2 separate regions of the Homo sapiens genome follow, and region 1 is linked to region 2. A link is an interaction called in ENCODE POLR2A ChIA-PET data of the cell type or tissue named here. Cell type or tissue: PC-9. All regions are shown on one strand. Each heading gives the region's core, and the rest is flanking DNA. Links, peaks and the distances in the headings are about the cores only. Region 1 overlaps HAUS2 (HAUS augmin like complex subunit 2). Region 2 overlaps SNAP23 (synaptosome associated protein 23).

Region 1 (5,383 bases), core at 56-5,055, 52 kb after region 2:
GATACTTAGTGATGTTTAAATATGGACTGTATTAAATATTGGTAGTATTGTATTAATGTTATTTTTTGAATTTGATAATGTGCTGTAGTTATATAGGAGAATGTTCCTCTTCTTGGGAAATACATGCTAACGTTTTACAGGTAAAAAATATCATGCTGTCTGCAGCTTACTCTAAAGTGGATCAGCAAAAATTAGAGAGAGAGAGAGAGAGAGAGAGAAGAGAGAGAAAGAAGATAAAAAGAAAATGTAGCCAAATGTTAATAATCGGTGAATAAGTAAAATGTATGTGTGAGTTCACCAAGCTTTTTTTGAAACTTTTCTGCAAATCTGAATTTTTCCAAAGAAGAATTTTAAAGAAAGGTCAATTGGCAGCCATTAACTGAATGGGGAAAATAATGAGATAATCAGAAATAGCTTGTAGGATGACTTTTTTTTTTTTTTTTAAGAGTGTGTCACTCTGTAACCCAGGCTGAAGTACAGGTCGCTGTAACTTCAACACGTGGTTTCAACTGATTCTCTCAAGTAGCTAGGACTACTGGCATGTGCCACCATGCCCAGCTAATTTTTGTTTTTTCAATTTTTTTGTAGAGATGAAGTCTTGCTATGTTGCCCAGGCTGGTCTCGAACTCATGGCCTCAATTCTCCCGTTTCAGTCTCCCAAAACACTGCGATTACAGGTATGAGCTAGAGCACCAGCTAAGGTGACTCTTTTTCGATGGTCTTTTATAGACTATTAGAGTCAGGGATAGGAAAAAAGACTTTGTGTTAAGAATATAGCTCTGGCTATAAGAACTGAATAAGAAGTAGAGATGAGAAACACAGAGAAAGAATTTAGCACTAGATTTGGTTATCACTAGGAAAAGAGATAATAGAAATATATTAGATATACAAAAACCGACTAAGAGAAAGTTGTTGAAAATGAAATTGGTATTGGTATTAAAGACAGCAAAAAGGAGACAGGAGGGTAATGATAGGATGAATTTTTGACATGGGTAGTGTCAAACCAAGGCAAAGAAGAAATTATTCTGTTATTTGTCCTATTGCTAACTATAATTACTGTTTTTTAATTTGTATAGCTCAGAAGTGTCATACTCTGCAAAGCATGAATAATCATTTGGAAGCAGTGCTGAAAGAGAAGAGATCCCTTAGGCAAAGACTGTTGAAACCCATGTGCCAGGAAAACTTACCTATTGAAGCTGTTTATCACAGGTTAGACTGAAAAGTAGAAATTAACAGTTACACCTGTTTTCTGAGTTTACTTTTTGTTTTGCAGTTACTTTGTAGCAGAATTCATAAAACAATTAGTGATTGTATTTGTTAACATTATTAATGGTGATATATTAAATCAGAAAGAAAATCTTTGCTTTTAAACCATTATACCTATGGCAAAAAGGAAGAACTTGGCCATCGTGTTTTGGGAATTATAAATTATGAGTTTAATGAAAGAAATTAGATCCATAACATGTAACAATAAAAACTGTTTGTATGTGAAGTAAATTCATTGTTGTAAAGTACATTCATTGTTGAGTTAATGTTGCCTATATGTAAAAATTCTATTGGCGGGGTTTAACTGGGGCAGATGAAAACACTATCAACTAAGGGAGGAAAAAACCTGGATTCTGTTCTCATCTCTACTGTTTATATGCCTCAAAGCCTTGAGCAAATGATTTACATTTTTGCCTTAGTTTCCCAATAAATAGAATAGAGATGAGTTCTATTGCCCTCTTCCTCACAGAGTATTACAAGTATCAAATTGAAGATGTAGATTATGACTAATGATAAATACTAGCCTGGACAACATGGCAAAACCCTGTTTCTACAAAAAAAAAAAATATAAAAATTAGCAACACATGATGGAACACACCTGTATTCCTGAGCTGGGAGGGTGACCTGAGCCCAGGAGGTCAAGTCTGCAGTGAGCTGTGATTGCACTAGCCTGGGTGACAGAGTGAGACCCTGTCTCAAATAAATACGAAGCAAGCATCTGGGGATCTCATTGCTAACTTTCTCCGCCAGTGCCTCACTAGCTTAAGCAAATCAGTATCTTAAGTGTCAGATTTTTTATTTTGTAGGAAAATAATAGATATACAAAAACTTATTCTTCCAAAAAAACAAAACAAGGCTGGGCACAGTGGCTCATGCCTGTAATCCCAACACTTTGGGAGGCCGAGGTGGCTGATCACTTGAGGCCAGGAGTTCAAGACCAGCCTGGCCAACATGGTGAAACCCCATCTCTACCAAAACATACGAAATATGCTGGGCATGGTGGCACATGCCTGTAATACCAGCTACTGGTGAGGCTGAGGCAGGAAAATCACTTGAACCCAGGAGGCAGAGGTTGCAATGACCTGAGATTGTGCCACTGCACTCCAGCCTGGGCAACAGGGTGAGACTCTGTCTCAAAACAGAAAACAAAACCCCTTTCTTGTGGCTATATTCAGTATCTGTTTAGTACATTATCATTACCCTTAATGTATATATTGTACTACATCTAAGAACTAGGCAATGATTTGAAAGCATTTTTGCAAGTGCAGAGATTCAAAGTAGCTTTCTATGTAGGCTATTTCAGTTAAGTACATTTATCCTTATTGTCTTCATTCTTCACAGAGAATGAGTAAGTTGAAATGGAATGAGGCCAGGCGTCATGGCTCACGCCTGTAATCCCGGTAATTTGGGAGGCCAAGATGGGTTGATCACTTGAGGCCAGCTGGGAGTTTGAGACCAGCTTGGCCAACATGACAAAACCCTGTGTCTACTAAAAATACAAAAATTAACTGAATATAGTGGTGCACGCCTGTGATCTCAGCTACTCAGGAGGCTGAGGCACAAGAATCACTTGAACCCAGGAGGCAGAGATTACAGTGAGCCGAGATTGTGCCACTGCACTCCAGCCTGGGCAACAGAGTCAGACTCTGTCTCAAAAAAAAAAAAAAAGAAATGGGGCTGGGCAAGGTGGCTCATGCCTGTAATCCCAGCACTTTGGGAGGCCAAGGCTGGTGGATCACAAGGTCAGGAGATCGAGACCATCCTGGCCAACATAATGAACCCCTTCTGCTAAAAATACAAAAATTAGCCAGGCGTGGTGGTGGGCGCCTGTAATCCCAGCTACTTGGGAGGCTGAGGCAAGAGAATTGCTTGAACCCAGGAGGCAGAGGTTTCAGTGAGCCGAGATTGCACCACTGTGCTCCAGCCTGGTGACATAGCAAGACTCCATCTCAAAAAAAAAAAAAAAAAAAGAAAAGAAAATGGAATGGGGTTTTTTTATCTAGGGAGAAAATGATTAACATTGAGGTTTCTCTAACATTAAGTTGGATTCCAGATAGGATTACTGTTGTCTCTTTCCATTTTTTTATTTGGATGACAAGTTGCTTAAAGTGAAAGAGAAGGACCTTTTTTTAATCACTAATATTTCTATGAATGCAGGAAGGTTGTTATTGGCTCTCTAGGTTGATTGTAATTCTTATCTCAAATTAAAAGTCCTGATTAAAGGAGAAGAAAAGGAACGTAAAACAATTAAACTTTAAAAAATGGTTGACTTTTTTCTTTCTCTTTCAGATATATGGTACATTTGCTGGAGTTGGCTGTGACTTTCATTGAGAGATTAGAAACCCACCTTGAAACAATTAGAAATATTCCTCATTTAGCTGCAAATCTAAAGAAAATGGTGAGTATTAATATAGCAATCTTCAGTTATTTTTTACTAGAAACTTAGAGGTGTGCTCTCCCAGTTTAGCTTTTTAATAGCTAATATTACGAGCTAGTTAATTTTTAAATCAAGAAGTATTTTCTTGGCCTGGCATGGTAGTTCACACCTGTAATCCCTGCACTTTGGGAGGCCACAACGGGTGGATCACTTGAGGTCAGGAGTTGGAGACCAGCCTGGCCAACATGGTGAAACTCCATCTCTACTGAAAATACAAAAATTAGCTGGGCATGGTGGTGCGTGCCTGTAATTCCAGCTACCCGGGAGGCTGAGGCAGGAGAACTGCTTGAACCTGGGAGGCAGAAGTTGCAGTGAGCTGAGATCGTGCCAGTGCACTCCATCCTGGGCGACAGCAAGACTCCATCTCCCATTAAAAAAAAAAAAAAAAAAGAAGAAGAAGTGTTTATTTATTTAGACCTTGGATTTAACATTTTCTTTTTTATATAATTTTTATTTAGAAGCCATTTTAAATTATTTTATTCCAACATTTAATAAACATGTGTTGGCTTCATTGTGCCGTGGCTATGCTACATGTATTGTGAAAGATAGATATGACCAATCCCTGCCTTCAAATTCTCAACGTTTGGTGAGACAGCTGTAAAATATACATTTTCTACTTATAGGATTATATTTGCATAATAAATGCAGCAAAGAATTACAAAGAGATGCCATCTATTGAGCATAGAAAAGGGAGGAATTACTTCCAGTTTAGGAGGATTCTGAGTAGGATAGGGATAGGAAGACTTCAATAAAGTTTTTGTTTTGTTTTTTAAATAGAGACGAGTTCTCACTATGTTACCTAGGCTGGTTTCGAACTCCTAAGCTCAAGTGAGGCACCCGCCTCGGCCTCTTAAAGTGCTGAGATCACAGGCATGAGCCACCATGTCCAGCTTTGCAATAAAGATTTATTTAGGTGTTAGCAGTAAGCTGAATCTTTATTTATTTATTTATTTTCTGATATGGAGTTTCACTCTTGTTGCCCAGGCTGGAGTGCAATGGCACAATCTCGGCTCAGTGCAACCTCCGCCTCTTGGGTTCAAGCGATTCTCCTGCCTCAGCCTCCCAAGTAGCTGGGATTACAGGTGCCCACCACCACACCTGGCTAATAGTTTGTATTTTTAGTAGAGACGGGGTTTTGCCATGTTGGCCAGGCTGGTCTCCAACTCCTGACCTCAGGTGATCCACCTGCCTCAGCCTCCCAAAGTGTTGGGATTAAAGGCCTGAGCCACCGCACTTGCCAAAGTAAGCTGAATCTTAAGGAATAAGTGAAATTCGGACATGCATCAGAAAGAATAGTTTGGCCAAAAGGAGCAATGTGAGGAAAGACATAAAAGTCAAAGAACCCAGAGAGTATGGGGGAAAAGTGATACTCCACTTTGGCTGATGCGTAAAGGTATTGAGGAGATTAGCTCAGGGTTAGTTTATGCAGTGCCTTAAAAACCAGACTAATAACCTTAGACTTTACTGTCTGAGTATTGGGGAGCCATTGAATGTGTGTGTGTGTGTGTGTGTGTGTGTGTGTGTGTGTGTGTGTGTTTTCTTTTTTTAGTGAAGGGTGCAGAGGAGTGACTTGATTAGAACTGCCTTAATCATGGAGAAAATATTGGATAGAGCAGACTGAGCCTTGCTACTCTTGAGTATGGGCAGAGAGTATCAACATCACTTGGAAGCTTGTTATAA
Region 2 (5,383 bases), core at 144-5,143:
ATTGCTTGACCCCAAAAGTTTCAGAAGTTTGAGACCAGCCTGGATAACATAGTGAGACCCTGTCTCTATAAAACAGCTTAAAAATTAGCCGGGCATGATGCATGCACCTGTAGTCCCAGCTATTCAGGGGGCTAAATGGGAGGATTGCTTGAGCCTGGGAGGGCAAGGCTGTAGTGAACCTGATTGCACCACCGCTCTCCAACCTGGATGACAGAGTGAAGCCTTGCCTCAAAAAAAAAAAAAAAGAAAGAAAGAAAGAAAAGAAAATACGGTATTCATACATGCAAAACTCCCGTCTACAGAGGGCGGACTTTTATATCTGCAGGTTCCTCAGGGCCAATTGGTATCCACAGGCAGTACTGAATCCAACCCTCTGAGCGACAGCCACACTAAACTTGTGCTCAAAACCCTCAAGAACACAGAGTAATCTTAGGCAGCTGCATCCTGGCGTTAGCATGCCAAACTTGGGAGTAGATATCTGTTACTTGTCTTGCGTGTTGTCTGGTCAGGGAAGAAAAAAATATTAAGCAGAACTTCGAGTTCACATGGAAAGGATGTGTCCTTCAGAATGACCTCATTGCGATGTCAGGGGTGATTCCTCACGTTATCCATCTCCCAGTTATATCTGCTTTCTTTTTTCTTTTAAAGAAGGCAGCACAGAGGTCAGGAGTGCATTCACTCCTAACTCTGGAGTTTTGCTTTTTTTTTCCTAGGAAGCTAGCAAAGACTGACTTGTAATTGGCAATAATCACCTCTAGGAATAGAATTACAAAATTACATAATTTGTGATATTTGGGCTTCCTTACCCCAGAATGTCTCCCGACCCACAGGATACTATATCTGAAAACCTCACTAAGGGTGCCTTTTCCAGGCACTAATGGATTAGTGTATATTATTTTTCATATTTTCTTCTCTGTCGGGCATTGAGGAGTTACACATGACAGGAATAGATAACTTCAGAGCATTACTGCCTGGGGAGGGCAGGCTTTGGAGAGGTATCTCGGTTGGGGCTTTAGGAAGTGATGGAAAAGCATGAGGCTACCTGGGCAGATGTGGGGTATTATAGAAAGGAAAGGTGTGCAAAAGTGTGGAGGTGAGAGGGTACAAAAAATAATCTCCATTTACTTTTTGTAGTTGCAAATAGGAAAGAGTGACAAAAGAGGAACAGTAGCATGGACATGTGTATGTATGATAAAGCTTAAGACTCAAACAATTAGCAAATTAATAAAATACCTGGTTCCTTTTATGCTTGTATCTAATGAATGATATCTTTATATCTTGATTATATCTTAGTGTGGAAACTTTTTGCCTGAAGCACAGTCTATGGCAAGCAAGATAGAAACTTAAATTTGGAACTTAAAATGCTTTTTTTCATGAGCACTAATGGCTTTAATCAAGGCTCAAAATCTTTTTTTTTTTTTTTTTGAGATGGAGTCTCGCTCTGTCACCCAGGCTGGAGTGCAGTGGCACAGTCTTGGCTCACTGCAACCTCTGCCTCCCAGGTTCAAGCAATTCTCCTGCCTCAGCCTCCCGAGTAGCTGGGATTACAGGCGCTCACCACCACTCCCGGCTAATTTTTGTATTTTTAGTAGAAACGGGGTTTCACCATGTCGATCAAGCTGGCCTCGATCTCCTAACCCCGTGATCCATCCGCCTCGGCCTCCCAAAGTATTGGGATTACAGGCGTGAGCCACTGCGCCTGGCCCTCAAAATCTTAAACCATAAAACAGCTATGACAGTAGAATTATAAACAAGGCCAGGCACGGTGGCTCAGGCCTGCAATCTGGGCACTTTGGGAGGCTGAGGTGGATAGATCACCTGAGGTCTGGAGTTCGAGATCAGCCTGGCCAACATGGTGAAACCCCATCTCTACTAAAAATACAGAAATTAGTGGGGCGTGGTGGTGCATGCCTGTAATCCCAGCTCCTTGGGAGGCTGAGGCAGGAGAATTGCTTGAACCCAGGAGGCAGAAGGTGCAGTGAGTCAGGGTTACACCACTGCACTCCAGCCTGGGCAACAGAGTGAGACTCCATCTCAAAAAAATAAAAAAAATAACATGATAGTAGTGGTTCAATTAAAAACAACTGAAAAGATTTAAATTTTTTTGTTTGTTTGTTTTTTGAGATAGGGTCTTGCTCTGTCACCCAGGCTGGAGTGCAGTGCCATGATCTTGACTTACTTCAGCCTCAACCTCCTGGACTCAAGCAATCCGCCCACCCCAACCTCCCCGGTAGCTGGGACTACAGGTGTGCGCCACCATGCCTGGCTAATTTTTGTATATTTGGTAGAGATGGGGTTTTGCCATGTTGCCCAGGCTGAACTCCAACTCCTGAGCTCAAGCCATCCACTCACCTCAGCCTCCCAAAGTGCTAGGATTCCAGTCATGAGCTACCACACCCAGCCAAAAATGACTGAAAAGATTTATATGTGATCATATCATACACTTGCAATAGCAGTTTTTGGTTTGTGGCTCTAGTGATTCTTTGCGAGCTTTGTGCTACTGTTACATGCAGCTTTGTTTCTAAGAGCCATGTAAATACTTTGAGAGTACACCCTGTTTTTCTACTTATTTGTTCATTCAGCTATTTTTGGAGTATCTACCATCAGATCCTATTAGGTGTTAGAGATACAAAGATAAAATCTCTGCCTTCCAAGAATTCAGTCCAGTACATTCTTGGGGAATTAAGTTTTCTGCTTATCAAAGAGTATATCCATGGCAAGGTTTCTCACCTCAAATTGACATTTTGGGTCAGATTATTCTTTGCTGGAGGGCTTTCCTGAAGAGTGTTGTAGGATGTTAAGCAGTTTCCCTGCCTCTACCTACTAGATGCCATTAACCAGCCCCATCACCTGGCCCAAGTTGTGACAATCAAGCAACTCCAGACATTGCCAGATTCCTGGGGTCAAATCTGTAATAAGAACCAGAGTTTATCTGTGTCATTGACCGTGAGTTTTGATAAATGAGTTTTGAGAAAATTCATACAAAGCTAGCAAATGTAACAAAGAACCTAGATCCGTTGCACAATGCTTGTTATTACTCCACATGACTTCTCAAAGAGGAATTAGATAACAGCCGTGCTGAGTAACACCTACGAAATGTTTTATTTTTTAGCTTGGATGTCTATGAGATCTCCTTCTGAGTTACTGTGTATAGGAGAATAATTGTTTGGTTTCTTAGGGACTCCAGTAAAACAACAAAACAATATAAGCCACTGGAGGGGAAGAGTCTAATGCATAATAAAAACCTTAGTCTTTTCCGAGCTGTTTGTACCAGCATTTCCCTTTTCTTGTTAAGAGTGAAAGTATTTTCTCCAGTGAGTGTCCTGGACAACTGGCATATTTAGAAATGTTTCCTGTGTTCTTCAGGCACATAACTTCAAATTTTGTTACTTTACTAAATTGGACTTTTCTTCACCTACTGCTTTTCCATGTTCAGACAACACATGAAGAACATTGAACAACCAAAAATTCACTTTAATAGTCTTTTAATGCTTGTCTTCCAGTAATGCCTTGCTTCTCTAAGTAGAGGATCCACTTTCCTGTTGGAAAGAGTACTTCCCTAGAAGTCCTAAAACCTGTATTTTAGGTTCACCCTTGGCACTCTTATTAAACATTCATTTAGCCTCTCTCGGTCTTGATTTCTTTACTTGTGGTAGACTAATAGATATAGAAAGAGGTTCTTTTATCCTGTTTTCCTGATAAGTTCCTAAATTCCATAAATCTACACTTTTTGCTCACACAAACTTTTATATATCCTTATTCTTATACAATATCCACATTTCCATTTCTGTGCCTAATAGAGTTTTGATTCATCATGGATAATCTGTCATCAGAAGAAATTCAACAGAGAGCTCACCAGATTACTGATGAGGTAAATGTTTTACCTAAAATAAGTAAATAATTCTATTTCAGTTTTCATATTGGAGGAGTGAGAGAGCCTTCTTAGGGACATTTTGGCCTCTTCCTAGTCCATTAATATCAAAGAACACATTTGCTCCTTAGTGCCATTGCTGGTTTTTATTTTCTTTTTAACTCACCAGAAAACTAAAGTGAAAACAATTTGTATGATTTTTATTTTTTAGGTAATTATTAATATTACTTAAGTGTAACAAAGATACTCTACTATGTATTTGAGAAATGCTAGACTTCTATTTAACAATTTCCTAATATCTGTAATTTACTTAGATTTCTACCTACATTAAATTTTTATTCCCATGAACTTCACCATCCAAATATTCTCTTTTTTAAAAAAACTTTTTCTTTCAACATCACACTGGAAGTCCTTACACATTTTCTCTTAAGGAGCGCCTGAAAATAACTAAAAATGTAGTGATCAACTTACTTTTTTTTTTTTTTTTTTTTTTGAGACGGAGTCTCACTCTATTGCCCAGGCTGGAGTATAGTGATGCGATCTCGGCTTATTGCAACCTCTGCCTCCTGTGTTCAAGCGATTCTCCTGCCTCAGCCTCCTGAGTAGCTGGGATTATAGGTGTGTGCCACCACGCCCAGCTAATTTTTGTATTTTTAGTAGAGATGGGGTTTCACCTTGTTGGGCAGGCTGGTCTCAAACTTCTGACCTCGTGATCCGCCCACCTCAGCCTCCCAAAGTGCTGGGATTATAGGCTTGAACCACCACACCCGGCCATTGTTTTGTTTTAAAGGGAAGGATAGGCTGGCAATTCTTTTTGTTTTTTCCTTTAATGGAAACAGTCTCACTATGTTGTCTGGGCTGGTCTTGAGCTCCGGTACTCAAGAAATCCTCCTGCCTCGGCCTCCCAAAGTGCTGGGATTATAGGCATGAGCCACTGTGCCCGGCCTGAGCTGGCAATTTTTAAAGATAGAATAGCATCATGAATTTGGCCTGTGATCAGATTTTTTTTTCTACATATTTTGGAATGCTAAAATTCTGTGTTCTTTCCTAGTCTCTGGAAAGTACGAGGAGAATCCTGGGTTTAGCCATTGAGGTAAGAAAATGTTAGTCATCAACTTAAGTATAGAAATTTATAGGAGCGATCCTAATACTTCTGGCTGGAATTAGTATTAAAGGGTAATGTATCAATATGCTTTATTATTTGAAATTAACAGTTGCTGAAATGTCAAACCATGCACTAATGGGAATTTTCTGTTTTTCCCTTTAACAGTATTGGAATATGACAGGGAAGATGAATTCACTATGAGTTTGTGACTTAATTATTTTGGGGGCTGCTATGTTAAAGTGTGTTAGTTTAAGAATACTAGTTCTGTCTGTAGCTCTAATCCTCTGAGAGCTTGGGTTTCTAAATTATTCTGTGTTGCTCTTGTAGGTTTTGTTTCTGTTGTTTTTGGTTTGTTTTGTTGTACTATCAGCTTTTCCCCCCTTGTCTTAGTCTCAGGATGCAGGAAT

The links. Peaks named below come from ENCODE experiments on the same cell type or tissue, not always from the same donor. Only the 100,000 strongest peaks of a DNase experiment are listed, where the experiment ranks them.
Region 1: POLR2A ChIA-PET joins it to region 2 with 11 read pairs; 7 of 35 experiments call an interaction of 5 or more read pairs at or near these places.

The regions. Positions count from the first base shown.
Region 1 is chr15:42,560,194-42,565,576 of GRCh38, forward strand. It overlaps HAUS2 (HAUS augmin like complex subunit 2), which reads left to right. Exons shown (of 6, transcript NM_018097.3): 4 at 1,077-1,209; 5 at 3,556-3,664. Among named protein-coding and RNA genes, the nearest start is that of STARD9, 13 kb to the right of the region's middle. In PC-9, for the core only: no CTCF peak of the experiment used is centred there; no DNase peak of the experiment used is centred there.
Region 2 is chr15:42,508,033-42,513,415 of GRCh38, forward strand. SNAP23 (synaptosome associated protein 23) reads left to right here. Exons shown (of 8, transcript NM_003825.4): 2 at 3,801-3,871; 3 at 4,923-4,964; 4 at 5,367-5,383. The coding sequence starts at 3,815. Among named protein-coding and RNA genes, the nearest start is that of SNAP23, 15 kb to the left of the region's middle. In PC-9, for the core only: no CTCF peak of the experiment used is centred there; a DNase peak (open chromatin) is centred at 3,079.